Linked DNA regions of Homo sapiens: region 1 is linked to region 2. A link is an interaction called in ENCODE POLR2A ChIA-PET data of the cell type or tissue named here. Cell type or tissue: OCI-LY7. All regions are shown on one strand. Each heading gives the region's core, and the rest is flanking DNA. Links, peaks and the distances in the headings are about the cores only.

Region 1 (6,720 bases), core at 514-4,513, 400 kb before region 2:
TCTATAAATATCACTTAGGTCAAGAAATGGTGATGTTCAAATCTTGTGTGTGCATATTGATTTATTTCATTAATTTGATCACTTAATGAAAGAGAGGTATTCAAATATCCAGCTATTTTTGTTAATTTGTCTATTCTGGTTATTCCATTGGTTTCTACTTTGTGTGTTTTGAAAGTCTATTATTAGGCATATATGCATTAAATATTATTATATTGATCCTTCCGTCTTTATGAAAATGTGCTACCTATGTGTTATTACCCCTGTCTTGTAGTCTAATTTGTTTTCTATCAATATAGCCACTCCAGCTTTCTTACACTTACTATTTGCATAGTATACCTTTTACTATTCTTTACTTATTTTTATCGATTTATGTCTTTATATTTAAAGGGCATCTCTTGTAGACAGCATATAGTAGGGTCTTGCTTTTGTATTTAGGCTATCGTCTGCTTTTTAATTGGTGTGTAAATTGATATGGTTGGATTTAGGTCTCCCATTTTGCTCTTCATTTTCTATTTGTGCTGTGTGCTTTTGGTTACTTTCATACTCCTTTCCTGCTTCCTTGCATTACAAAAATTTTTTTTTAGTATGTATTCCATTTTAGTTTCTTTTCTGGCTCTTTAAGTTATACTCCTTTGCATTATTTTTTTAGTGGTTGCTCTAGAGGTTACAATATAGTCTTGATATTTATTATAGTTCATTTAGAATTACTATTGTATCACTTCATGTAAAATGTAGGAAACTTTCAATGGTGTGGTTTCATTCACCCCCCACTTCTTTTTTTTTTTTTTTTTTTTTTTTTTTTTTGAGAAAAAGTCTTGCTCTGTGGCCCAGGAGGGAGTGCACTGGCACAATCTCAGCTCACTACAACCTCTGCCTCTCCAGTTCAAGTGATTCTTGTGCCTCAGCCTCCCGAGTAGCTGGGACTACAGGTGTGCGTCACCATGCCTGTCTAATTTTTTTATTTTTAGTAGAGATGGGGTGTCACCATGTTGGTCAGGCTGGTCTCGAACTCCTGACCTCAGTTGATCTGCCTGCCTCAGCCTCCCAAAATGCTGGAATTACAGGCATGAGCCACCACGCCCGGCCCACCTTCACTTCTTTGTGCTATTGCTTTCATATATATTGCATCTACATACGTTAGAAATCCCATAGTGGTTTTATACACACACACACACACACACACACACACACACACACGTTTTTGTTTTAATAATATATTTTTTGAAGTGATTAAGAGAAGAAAATAACTATATATAGAATGTGATGTTTACCCACATAGTTAACATTTCCAGAATTCCTAATCCCTTTCTCCAGTTTCCATTTGATGTCATTTATTTTTAGTTTAAAGGACTTCTTTTAGCATATCTTGCAGTACAGGTCAGCTGGAAAAAAGTCCTGTTTTTATCTATCTGAACTTTTTTTTGCCCACTTTTGTTATAAAGTCATTTTTTGGTGTAATTACTAAGTTTTTGAAGACATATTGTGAGACTCCATGAAATCTCATTTTTTAATCTACCTTTATTTCATCAGTTATAATATCTATTGATGATTCTTGCTTGAATTAATTATGCTGTGATGGCTACCAAATAACTGTTTTCTAAATTTTTCATTCCTTCTACATTTATTAGTTTATATTCTATTGGAAGGAATAGGTTTCTCATCTCCCCATTTATTTATTCAAATCAGTGCGGGAACAGTCAGCTCCTATTTTATCCAATGAGTTGTATGTAATCTGTTATTATCATTATTTCTTTTTCAATCTCAAAATGTTCCAAAATTGGCCAGTGACAGCATCTTCAATCTAACTTCCTGTGTCCTTTTTTTTTTGGAGATGGAGTCTCGCTCTGTGGCCCAGGCTGGAGTGCAGTGGTGCGATCTTGGCTCACTGCAAGCTCTGCCTCCTGGGTTCACGCCATTCTCCTGCCTCAGCCTGCCGAGTAGCTGGGACTACAGGCGCCCACCATCATGCCCAGCTAATTTTTCTGTATTTTTAGCAGAGACGGGATTTCACTGTGTTAGCCAGGGTGGTCTCGATCTCCTGACCTTGTGATCCGCCCACCTCGGCCTCCCAAAGTGCTGGGATTACAGGCGTGAGCCACTGCGCCTGGCCTACTGTGTCCTTTTAACATATTCCCCTTATACTTTGAAAATGTCTTTATTTTCTGGCACAATATAATGTTCCAGACTTATTTTGTTCTTCCATGTCTCCAGCTCTAGAATCGGGTATTTCTTAAAGGAACCCTGGTTCTTTTAGTGAAGGGTCTTATTTAGAATCCATTTCTGGACCTTCTCAGAAGATTTAGCTAGGGAATCCATAGATACACACCCACACATTTACACCTATGTTTATTTTTTATATGTTCGTGTATTTGGCAACACGATCTTGCCCTTTCACCCTGGCTGGAGTGCAGTGGCACAATCACGGCTCACTGCAGCTTTGACCTCCTGGGCTCAAGGAATCCTCCTACCTCAGCCTCCTGAGCAGCTGGGACTACTCTGCGTGCCACCACGCCCAACTAATCTTTTTGTATTTTTTGTAGAGATGGGGTTTCCCAATGTTGCCTAGGCTAGTCTCAAACTCCTGGGCACAAGCGATCCACCTGCCTCAGCCTCCCAAAGTGCTGGGATTGCAGGCATGAGCCACCATGCCTGGCCTATATTTTCTATATATTGAAAATGACAAGTTCACACTAATATGTTCTCTATGTTCTTTGATCTGCAGGTTTGTACTTTTAATCGAAAACTTTGGTCATTATGTCTTCCAATATTTTTCTGCTCCCCCCACCTGCTTTTTGTGGGACGCCAATTCGATGTTAGACCGCTTGATATTTTCTTACACATCACTGACACACCTTTCAATTTTTATTTTTAGTCTTTTCCTTTCTGTCCTTACTTTGGATAATTTTTACTGCTGTGTTTCCATGTTCAGTGGTCTTTTTTTCTGTCATGTCTGTACTGCTTTTAATCTCATCCAAGGTGTTCTTAATTTCAGATGCTGGTATTTTTCAGCTTTAGATTCTCCCCCTTAAATGTCTTTGATCTCTCTGCTTATCATGCTTATGTTTTCCTCTACTTTTTGAACGTATGAGTACTTCAATTTTATTTTAATTTTATTTTTAAGAGGGAGTTTCGCCCTTGTCGCCCAGGCTGGAGTGCAATGGCACGATGTCAGCTCACTGCAACCTCTGCCTCTAGGGTTCAAGCAATTCTCATGCCTTAGTCTCCTGAGTAGCTGGGATTTCAGCCACCCGCCACCATGCCCAGCTAATTTCTGTACTTTTAGTAGAGACGGGGTTTCGCCATGTTGGCCAGGCTGGTCTTGAACTCCTGACCTCAGGTGATCCACCTGCCTCGGCTTCCTAAAGTGCTGGGAGTAGAGTGCATTTCTTTTAAAATTTACTTACTAATTTTTTTTTTCCTTTTAGAGACAGGATCTCGCTCTGTTGCCCAGGCTAGAGTGCAGTGGCACCACCGTGGCTCACTGCAGCCTCAACCCCCCTGGGCTCAAGCAAACCGCCTGCTTCAGTCCACCAAATTGTTGGGATTACAGGCATGCACCACCACACCTGGCCTGGATTTCATTTTATTCCTTTAAGGATACCAGACTTTATTCTGGCATATACATATGGTTAAGTTACTTGTAGTCATTTGGACCCTTCCCATGTTTTCTTTTAAATACCGTTGGGGCTCATCTAGTGCAGTCTTTGCCTAGTTTAATTTCATCTCACTACTAAGGTGAAATCCTTCTGAGTACTCTACCTGTTGCCTTATGTATTATGAAGTCTCTCCACTGTGGCTAATGGGAACATGAGCTCTTCAGAAAATATTTGGCCTACTGCTTCTCTCTAGTTTTCTCCAGTCTCTGGAATTTCACCTTACAAATTTACAGATGATGTTTTCAGAGATTTAAGGGTACCCTGTGCAGATCTCAAGGCTGCCCCCTTCTCTCCCATATTCTGTTGTGTAAATCCTACCCACTTTAGTTTCTGCAAACTTTGCTCTCTCTCTAACTCAGTGAGGCTGCTGGGCTTTTTTTGATGTCCATTCTGCTATGGACTGAATGATTATGTCTCCCCCCAATTCACAGGTTGAAATTGTAATCCCCAATATGCTGTATTAGGAGATGGGGCCTTGGGAAGTGATTTGATCATGAGGGTGGAGCCCTCATGTCATGGGAGTCACGCCCTTACAAGAAGAGAGGGGAGAGAGGTTCCTTCTTCCTTCTGTTCTTAGCCATGTGAGGACACAAGGAGAAGACAGCCATTTGCAAACCAGGAAGAGTGCCCTCACCAAATATCCAATGTGCTAGCACCTAAATCTTGTACTTCCCAGCCTCCAGAACTGTGAGAAATAAATGTATGTTGTTTAAGCCATCCAGTTTATGGTATTCTTGTTGTAGCAGCCTGTACCGACCAAGACACCTCCCTGGTCTGCCTCTTGGAAACTGCCTTTAGGTAATAAGCTGGGAAAATGGTAGGGCTTGTTTTCCTTCTTTCAGGGATCAAAGTCCTGTGCTGCCTGTTATACAGTATCGGAAATGAGTGTTTCATATATTTTTGTCTGGTTTTCTAGTTGTTTATTATTGCATAATAGCAGTTAATCCTTCATGTGCAGAGGCAGAAATCCTTAAAAAAATGCTTTTTAATCCATATTTTTCTGTCCGATACCAGTTTTTCCATTTTACTTATAAGACCCTCCTGCCAACAGCCTTTAATTGGTCATTCATTTCTGCAACATATTGATAAGCACCTGCTAAGTGCCTGATGTGGTCAGACAGTGCAGGTACAAAAAATAGAAGACATAGTTGCTGCCCTTTAGGACCTTATTGTTTTGTGAGCGATTTAGACAGGTAAGTATTCACAATAATATCATATTAGTAACACTGGCCACATGTCCCAAAGAGTAGATAAACATGGAGGAGATAATTATTAATTTGGCCTGGGAATTTGGGGCAGGCTTCCTAGAGGAAGTAGAATTCAGCTGAGCTTTGAGGGATGAATAGCAGGTAGCTACATAGAGAAGGCAGGGTTGCAGAGAGTATTCTTTTTTTTTTTTTTTTTTTTTTTTGAGACGGAGTCTCGCTCTGTCGCCCAGGCTTGAGTGCAGTGGTGCAATCTCGGCTCACTGCAAGCTCTGCCTCCCGGGTTCACGCCATTCTCCTGCCTTAGCCTCCCGAGTAGCTGGGACTACAGGTGCCCGCCACCACGTCTGGCTAATTTTTTTTTTGTATTTTTAGTAGAGATGGGGTTTCACTGTGTTAGCCAGGATGGTCTCGATCTCCTGACCTCGTGATCCGCCCGCCTCAGCCTCCCAAAGTGCTGGGATTGCAGGTGTGAGCCACCGCACCCGGCCAAGGGTATTCTTAGTTTAAAAGTCTTCTATATATATTTTAAAACATATTTAAAAGATGCTGGCCAGTCACAGTGGCTCATGCTTCTAATTCCAGCACTTTGGGAGGCCGAGGTGGGAGGATTACTTGAGCCCAGAAGTTTGAGACCAGCCTGAACAACATGGTGAGACCCTGTCTGTACTACAGAAAAAAAAAAAAAAGTTTATCTAGGTGTGGTGGTGTGCACCTGTACTCCCAGCTACTTGGGAGGCTGAAGTGGGAGGATCACTTGACCCTGGGAGGTCGAGCGGTGTTCATAGCGCTGTACTCCAGCCTGGGTGGCAGAATGAGACCCTGTCTCAAATAAAATAAAATAAAATAAAAGATGCCAAAAAGAATTCTTAACCAGGTCGGGCACTGTAGTTCATGCCTGTAATGCCAGCACTTTGGGAGGCTGAGGTGGGTGGATCACTTGAGGTCAGGAGTTTGAGACCACCCTGGCCAACATGGTGAAACCCCATCTCCACTAAAGACAAAAAAATTAACCGGGCGTGGTGGCGCACAGCTGTAATCAGCTACTGGGGAGGCTGAGGTGGGACAATCGTTTGAATGCAGGAGGCAGAGGTTGCAGTGAGCTGAGATTGCGTCACTGCATCCAGCCTGGGTGACAGAGTGAGACTGTCTCAAAAAAAAAAAAAAAAATTATTAACCAAGTTTGTATTTGGAATATACTGCTTTTCTTTTCTTTTCTTTTTCTTTTTCTTTTGAGCTGGAGTCTCTGTTGCCCAGGCTGGAGTGCAATGGCGCCATCTTGGCTCACTGCAACCTCTGCCTCCTGGGTTGAAGCAGTTCTCCTGACTCAGCCTCCTGAGTAGCTGATATTACAGGTGCCTGCCACCATGCCCGGCTAATTTTTGTATTTTTTTATAGAGACAATGTTTTACCATGTTGGCCAAGCTGGTCTCAAATTCCTGACCTCAGGTGATCCATCCGCCTCGGCCTCCCAAAGTGCTGGGATTATAGGCGTGAGCCACTGTGTCCGGCCTGTAGAGGAATCTTAAAACTGTCATAGTTGGCCTGGTGCAGTGGCTGATGCCTGTGATCATAGCACTTTGGAAAGCTGAGGCAGGAGGATTGCTTGAGGCCAGGAGTTTGAGACCAGCCTGGGCAACATAGACCTCATTTCTACAAAAAATTTGAAAATTAGCTGGTCATGGTGGCATGTGCTGGTAATCCCAGCTACTTAGGAGGCTGAGATGGGAAGCTCTCTTGATTCCAGGAGTTTGAGGCTCAGTGAGCTCCAGTCATACCACGGCACTCCAGCATGGGCAACAGAGTGAGACCCTGTCTCTGAAACAACAGCAACAACACAGTCATAGGTATTTAATAAC
Region 2 (8,265 bases), core at 1,889-5,888:
CCTCTCTCAGGAACGGACAGATCCAGTAGGCAGAAAATCAGTAGGGCATAGTTGAACTCAACACCACCATCAATCAACTGGATGTAATTGACATCTATAGATGACTTTATTAAACAGTAGCAGGTTACATGTTCTTCTCAAAGTCATATAAAACATTTACCCACATAGACCACATTCTGGGCTATAAAATACAACTTAACAACATTTAAAAGAATGAAAATAATGTAATGTCTACTCTCAGACCACAATGAAATTAAACTAGATATTAATAACAGAAAGGTAGTTGGAAAATCCCAATATACTTGGAGATTGAACAATACAATTTTATTTGTTTATTCTTCTCAAGAGAAAATTAAAATATTTTAAACTAAATGAAAATGAAAGCCAGGCATGGTGGTGCACTCCTGTAGTGCTACTCGAGAGGCTGAGGTGGGAGGATCACTTGAGCCCAGGAGTTCGAGGTTATAGTAAGTTATGATCGCACCACTGCACTCCAGCCTGAGCATCAGAGTGATATCCTGTCTCTAAAAAAGAAAAAAAAATTATATGAAAAACACAACTTACCAAATTTGTGGGATGCAGTAAAAGCAGTGCTTACAGGGAAATTTTTGTAGCATTGAATGCGTATATTTGAAAAGAAGAAAGATCTAAAAATCAATAATCTAAGCTTCCACCTTAGGAATCTAGAAAAAGAAGAACAAATTAAGTCTAAACTAAGTAGAAGTGGCCAGTTATGGTGTCTCACACCTGTAATCCCAGCACTTTGGGAGGGTGAAGTGGGAAGATTGCTTGAGGCCAGGAGTTCAAGAACCAGGGTGGGCAACATAGTGAGACTTAGTCTCTACAAATAAATTAAAAAATTAACCAGGCATGATGGTGTATGCCTGTAGTCCAGCTACCTAGGAGGCTGAAGTGGGAGAATCACTTGAACCCAAGAGTTTGAGGTTACAGTGAGCTATGATTGCATCACTGTACTCCAGCCTAGGTGACAGACCGTGTCTGTTAAATAAATAAATGAAAAGTAGGAGAAAAGATTATAAAAATCAGAGGAGAAATCAATGAAATTAAAAATAGGAAATCAAAATCTGGTTCTTTGAAATGATTAATAAAATCAATGAACCTCTTCCCGACTTAATACTTCCTATAAAGCTACAATAATCAAGACAGTGTGGTATTGGTGAAAGACTAGAAAAACAGACCGATAGAATAGAATGGAGAGCCCCAAAGTGAACCCACATAAATATAGACAATTGACCTTTGACAAAGGAGCAAAAGCAAGACAATGGCGCAAAGATAGTCTTTCAACAAATGGTGCTGGAAACCTGACATCCACATGCAGAAAAAAATGAGTCTAGACACAGATCTTACACTCTTCACAAAAATCAACCTAAAATGGGTCACAGACCTAAGAGTAAAACATAAAACTATAAAATTCCTAGAAGATAACAGGAAAAAAATCTAGATGACCCTGGACTTGGTGATTACTTTTCAGATACAACATCAAAGGCACAATCCATGAAAGAAAGAATTGGTAAACTGGACTTTATTAAAATTAAAAAATGTTACTCTGCAAAAGACACTGTGAATTGAATGAAAAGGCAAGCCACAGACTGGAAGAAAATATTTGCAAAAGACATATTTGATAAAGGACTGTTATCCAAAATATACAAAGAACTCTTAAAACTCAACAATAAGAAGAAAAAGAACCTGGACGGGTGTGGTGGCTCATACCTGTAATCCTAGCACTTTGGGAGGCCGAAGAGGGTGAATCACTTTGGGTCAGGAGTTTGAGACCAGCCTGGCCAACATGGTGAAACCCCGTCTCTACCAAAAACTACAAAAATTATCTGGGTATGGTGGTGTGTGCTTGTAATCCCAGCTACTCGGGAGGCTGAGGCAGGAGAATGGCTTGAACCCAGAAGGCAGAGGTTGCAGTGAGCTAAGATCACACTGCTGCACTCTGGCCTGGGTGACACAGCGAGACTCTAACTCCAAAAAAAAAAAAAAAAAAAAAAAAAAAAGAAAGAAAAGAAAAGTAAAGAAAAGAAAAGAAAGAAAACAAGGAACCTGAACAAAAAATGGGCCAATGACCTTAACAGGCACCTCACCAAAGAAGATATTGGTGGTAAATAAATATATGAAAAGACGTCCCAAATCATATGTCATCAGGGAATGCAAATCACAACAGCAATGAGGTACCATTACATATTGATTAGAATGGCCAAAATCTAGAACTGACGATACTAAATTCCCTGATGAGGATGTGGAGCAGCAGAAACTCTCCTTCATTTCTGGTGGGAATTTGAAATGGTATGATGAGTTTGGAAGACAGTTTGGCAGTTTCTTACAAAACTAAACATACTCTCGTCATAAGATCCAGCAGTCATGTGCCTTGGTATTTACCCAAAGGAATTGAAAACTTATGTCCACACAAAAAGCTACACACAGATGCTTACCACAGCTTTATTTGTGATTGCCAAACATCAGAAGCAACCAAGATGTTCTTCAGTAGCTGAGTGAATAAATGGTGGCATATCCAGACAATGGGACATTATTCAGTGCCAAAGAGAGATGAGCTATCAAGTCACGAAAAGATGTGGAGGAAATTTAAGTGCATGTCTGTAAATGAAAGAAGCCAATCTGAAAAGGCTACATGCTGTGATTCCAACTAATGACATTCTGGAAAAGATAAAACTATGAAGACAGTGATCAAAGATCAGTGGTTGCCAGGGGTTAGGAGGGAGGGAGGGATGAACAGGCGAGGTGCAGAGGATTTCCAGGGCAGGTAAACTACTCTGTATGAGACAGTAATGGTGGATACATGTCATTAAACATTTTTCAAACCCACAGAGCGTACAATACCAATAAGGAACCCTAATGTAAACTGCAGACTTTGGGCCAATGTAGGTTCATGAATTGTAACATAGGTACTGCTCTGTGGGCACTGGCAATAATGGGAGAAGTTATGCATGTGTGAGGGCAGGGAGCACGGGGTGTCTCTGTATGTTCCACTCAATTTTGTTGCAAATCTAAAACTGCTCTAAAAAATAGTCTAACAAAGCAAGTTTGGAGAGGAAAATAGATTACATAAAATCATTTTCTTACCTAATTCAAGAGCAAATAGAGTTGAAAACTCACCATAGAAACTACATTTTTTAAAAAACGATTGGGTACAATGGCTTATGCCTGTAATCCCAGCACTTTTGGAGACCAAGGCGAGAGGATTGCTTGAGACCAGGAGTTCATGACCAGCTTAGGCAACATAGTGAGACTTCATTACTACAAAATTTTCTTTCTTTAATTAGCTGGGTGTGGGGGTGTGCACCTGCAGTCCCAGCTACCCAGGAGGCTGAGGTGAGAGGATTGCTTGAGCCTAGGAGTTCAAAGTTACAGTGAGCTATGATCATGCCACTGCACTCCAGCTTGGGTGACAGGGTGAGACCCAGTCTCAAAAAAAAAAAAAAAAAAAAAAACACAACAAACAAACAAAACTAAATTAATAAAAGCAAATAAGGAGAATAATAATGACCAACTTTCAGGGTGTTAGAAGATACACCCCTTGCTTCATCATATTGCTTAATGTGAACCGACTGAATTCTACTAAAAATAGACTTTAAACAAAGTTAGAAAAGAAAACAAGTATCCAACATTCTCTCACCTATAACAGGCATATTACAAATTAAACCATTCAAATAGTCTAAAAGCTAAGGGAAAGCTTAAGATTTATGATGCCTCTGTAGATACAAAACAAGCAGGTGTTATAATCCAGGCTGCAATACTGTTGTAGATGTCTGAGAACTCGGAAGATAATGACTAAGCCTGAGAAAGGGCCAGACAAAGGTAATTGTTTCCCAGTATCCTGGAAGATAAGAGAATCTTTATGGCTACTGGAGGGATGTGGACTCAGCTGCAGTCTTTCTGGCACCAGAAGAAAAGGCATGTGGTAAACTAGATATTTCGTAATAGGGCCCATGGGGCAAACGATTCTATATTAATGATATAGTGTAGGTTTCACCCACAGGATCCCAGGTGTTCTGTGCAGGTGCGCACACCTGTGGAGGAGGAAGCGGAGCAAACTTTAAACTGCACACATTAGGAAGCCTGGGACAGTTAAAGAGTTCCCAGCATCAGATATGTCCAAAAGAAAAGCAAGTAAGATTAGCAAAGATACATGCCTTTTTCCCTCAGCAAAAAGCAATGAAGGTTGAGTCTCCCTTTAAAAATAAAAAATCGGATTATGAAGCAGTAACATTCAAAATCATATTATATTGAATTAAAAACAGGTAAACTGTTTAGTGGAATAGATTTCCTAGAAGTAGATATTAACAATGGTAACAAATCAATATAAGACTAGCCAGCAATAACACATCTATAGAAAAGTGTATTTTTTAAATAAAAAATGATCAAAATTATATTCATCTGAAGAAGAATTAGCACCCGCTATGCACTGTATATAATAAACTCCAGGTGGGTCAAATTAGGCTAAAATGTTTATTGTGGATATTTTCTTTTTAGTTTTATCTAACCATCAGTTTCCCTTTCCCTGACATAGCAATCCCATTGTAATTTCCTAGTGTGAAACTTCTCCCTGAGTATATATGTAATGTGGGTGGGAAGGTCAAGTTCTTTTACCATCTCCCACTTGAAAGCTGAAGGCCATTCACCCCTCTTCTCCCTGCCCAGTGCAGACAGTAGATGGGCACTTGACCTAAGCTCAGCCAACCCAGTGGTCACTCCTGGAACTTTGATTCTTAAACTGATACAAGGACAAAAGGAAAGAGTGGTTGGTCAGTTTCATCACACAGGCTGTTCCAATTACAAAACGACTGATGTCCTTTCAGTTTCTTGGTTCTTTAGAACTCCATGGTCCTTTCCCATGTTCAAGTATGTGTTCCCTCAGTCTCATAGCAATAATTCGCTTATATTAGCCAGAGCGAGATTTTTACTACAAGTTGAGTATTCCTTAACCAAAAGGTTTGGGACTAGAAGTGATTTGGATTTCAATTTTGGCAGGATTTTAGAATATTTGCATTATATGTTTACCAATTGAGCATCCCTAATTAAAAAATCTGAAATCCGAAATGTTCCAGTGAGCATTTCCTTTGAGCATCACTCTAAAATCCAAAACTTACTGAGCACCAGTGTGACGCTCAAAGGAAATGCTCACTGCAGCATTTCAGATTTCAGATTTTTGCATTAGGGAAATTCAACGTCTCAACCTGTGTATCCAGATGGAGACGGCAATTCCAAAGAACAAACTGAAGAGGAAGAGGGTATAGGAGGTGGATGATGGTGTCACAGTTCACCTGGAAATATCTTCTCTACAAGGAAAGGTGTTTTTTTTTTTTTTTTTTTTTTTTTTTTTTTTTTTTGTTGTTGTTGTTTTTTGAGACAGGGTCTCACTCTATCACCCAGGCTGGAATGCAGTGGTGCAGTCTCGGCTCACTGCAACCTCTGCCTCCTGGGGCTGAAGCGATCCTCCCACCTCAGGCTCCTGAATAGCTGGGACCACAGGGGTGCACAACCACACCTGGCTATTTTTTTTATTTTTTATTTTTTTGTGGAGACAAGGTTTTGCCATGTTCCCCAGGCTGGTCTTAAACTGAGCTCAAGCAGTCCGCCAGCCTTGGACTCCCAAAGTGCTGGGATTACAGGTGTGAGCCACTGTACTTGGCCAGGAAAGCATCCTGACAATGATCTGATGGTTTACATTTCTTCTGCTTGCTTCTCCCTGTGGGAGGCATATACCTCTCTATCTTTTTGCTTATTTTATTTTACATTTTTGAGACAGGGTCTCAGTCTGTTGCCCAGGCTGGAGTGCAATGGTGTGACCATGGCTCACTGCAGCCTCGCCCTCCTAGGCTCAAGCACTCCTCCCACCTCAGCCTCCCAAGTAGCTGAAACTACAGGTGCACACCTCCTCGTGTGGCTAATTTTTAATTTCTTTTTTTTTTTATAGAGATGGGTTCTCACTGTGTTGCCCAGGCTGATCTCAAACTCCTGGGCTCAAGCAATCCTCCTGCCTCGGCCCCCCAAAGTGCTGGGATTACAGGAGCCAGCCAGTGTGCCTAGCTCCTACCCCTTTAATGTTGGGTTGGCCACAACTTGATTGGCCAATAGAATGCCAGTGGATGTGATGGCTACCCTGTCTGAGCAGCCTTAGGAATGATTAGTCAATTTTGCTTCCAAAACATATTCTGTACTTTATCCACTCCATTGCATCCTACCAACATTAGCCAAATCTGAGATAATCTCTGTCAACTACTTCAATAACCTTCTAACTGTCTCCTGGCTTTAGTTGTGTACCTCTGAGAACCATCCTTCACACAACTGTCACACAACAATGTCAAATTAACCTTGTAAGGCCACAGATGAAAGCCTTCAATGGCTCCCTCTTTCCCACATGGCACTGGAAAGCTGTCATGACTTGTCTTCTACCTACCCCTTAAGCCTCATCCTTTGGCCTTCCCTGCTTCCCACTTTATGTTCAGCAACACTAAACACCCTGGACACTCCTCCATTCCTTTGTCCATTCTGTTCCTTTGTCCAGACTGCCCTCCTCTCTCTCCTAATTTTTGTCCAAATAACTTCTGTTTGACTCTCAAGATTCAGCTCAATATCAGTGCTCCCAGAAAGTCTTCCCTAGTACTTCCTGGGCATGTATTTGCCCTGTGCTTTCTTGGTACCAGCACACACCCCGGCACTTCCCCACCTTAAATTTAAATGATATATTCTGTCTTTTTCTCTTCCAATAGATTTGCCGTCTCCTGGAGGGCAGGGACTATATCTTATTTAGCTTTTGGTCCCCAGACTCTAGCCTGATGTCTGGCACACAGTAGGTGTTCAATACACATTAGTGGAGCTGAAATCGAACAAATTAAACATTAATATAAGCAAATTCTGAAAGCCTTCTGCCTCTATTCTTACAAAAGCTGGTGGCATTATAAATGGGTTCTTCTGGAAAGCAATATAGCACTATATAACAAAAACGATGAAGATGGTCATTCTCCTTGACTTGGTATTTTCCCGTTTGTGAATACTCCTCAAAGAAATAATCCAAAGGAAAAAAAATGTACACAGATGTCCTGGCAACTCTAGTTATAACAGTGAAAAACCTGGAAGCAATCCAAGTGTCTAACAGGGAAATGACTAAGCAAACAATGGGATTATTACATAGCTATTAAAAAATGACAGAGGTGAGGACTATGTCAACATAGACAAGTGTGTATCTATCTGCAGGAACGTTAAGTAGAAAAAAGAACACAGGCTAGTGTTTAAACACTAGTGATTAAGGATGTGTGTGTACATTAACAAAGATTGGAGGCTAATTTGGAGGAATGAAAATGGCTGGAGTGCAGTACTTGTTGAGTCTTTATTTTCCTGTGCAGTTCCATGAATTTTTGACAATAATACTTGAGATTCCATGCAATATAGATATCCTAGAGGTCTTCTGCAGAATAAGTATTCTAAGTTATACCAAGCTGTATAGTCCAAGAGAAAATTTTATGTTAAATTCTTATAAAATTGTTATAAAATAATGATATTTCTTTAAGTGAACAAAGCATTTTTCTTTAGTTAAATTCAACAAGCAACTATGAGAGCTTGACTATGTTCTAGAGCACTTACATTCTGGGGAAATTCAAAGAAATCATGGGCAAAAATCCTCAGGTGAATATGTGTTATTATTTTAATTTGCTTTTTTTTTTTTTGAGACAATGTCTGGCTCTATTGCCCAGGCTGGAGTGCAGTGGTGTGATCTCGGCTCACTGCAGCCTCACCTCCCAGGCTCAAACCATCCTCCCAGCTTAGCCTCCCAAGTACCAAGTAGCTGGGACTACAGGCACACACCACCGAGGCGCCTGCCTCAGCCTCCCGAAGTGCTGGGATTACAGGCATAAGCCACTGTGCCTGGCCGAATTTATTTTTATTTTGGTGAATGTACATATTAGAACAGATGACAAAGGAAAGTCTGCAAGACCTTTGGACTAAACCTCACATTTACAAGTTGTCTCAATTTTATTTTTTATTTCAATTTTATTTATTTATTTATTTTGATACAGAGTCTGGCTCTGCCACCCAGGCTGGAGTGCAGTGGAGCAATCTTGGCTCACTGCAACCTCTGCCTCCGGGGCTCAAGCGATCCTCCCACCTCCACCTTCCCAGTAGCTGGGACTGCAGGCACAGGCCACCACACACAGCTAATTTTTGTAGTTTTTGTAGAGATGGGGTTTTGCCATGTTGCCCAGGCTGGTATTGTATTCCTGG

What was found. Peaks named below come from ENCODE experiments on the same cell type or tissue, not always from the same donor. Only the 100,000 strongest peaks of a DNase experiment are listed, where the experiment ranks them.
Region 1: POLR2A ChIA-PET joins it to region 2 with 5 read pairs; 5 of 35 experiments call an interaction of 5 or more read pairs at or near these places.

What each region holds. Positions count from the first base shown.
Region 1 is chr12:12,368,939-12,375,658 of GRCh38, forward strand. All of the region lies in intron 2 of BORCS5 (BLOC-1 related complex subunit 5), which reads left to right. Among named protein-coding and RNA genes, the nearest start is that of BORCS5, 15 kb to the left of the region's middle. In OCI-LY7, for the core only: no CTCF peak of the experiment used is centred there; no DNase peak of the experiment used is centred there.
Region 2 is chr12:12,772,554-12,780,818 of GRCh38, forward strand. It overlaps a transcript of APOLD1 not described here. Among named protein-coding and RNA genes, the nearest start is that of APOLD1, 9.0 kb to the right of the region's middle. In OCI-LY7, for the core only: no CTCF peak of the experiment used is centred there; a DNase peak (open chromatin) is centred at 4,008.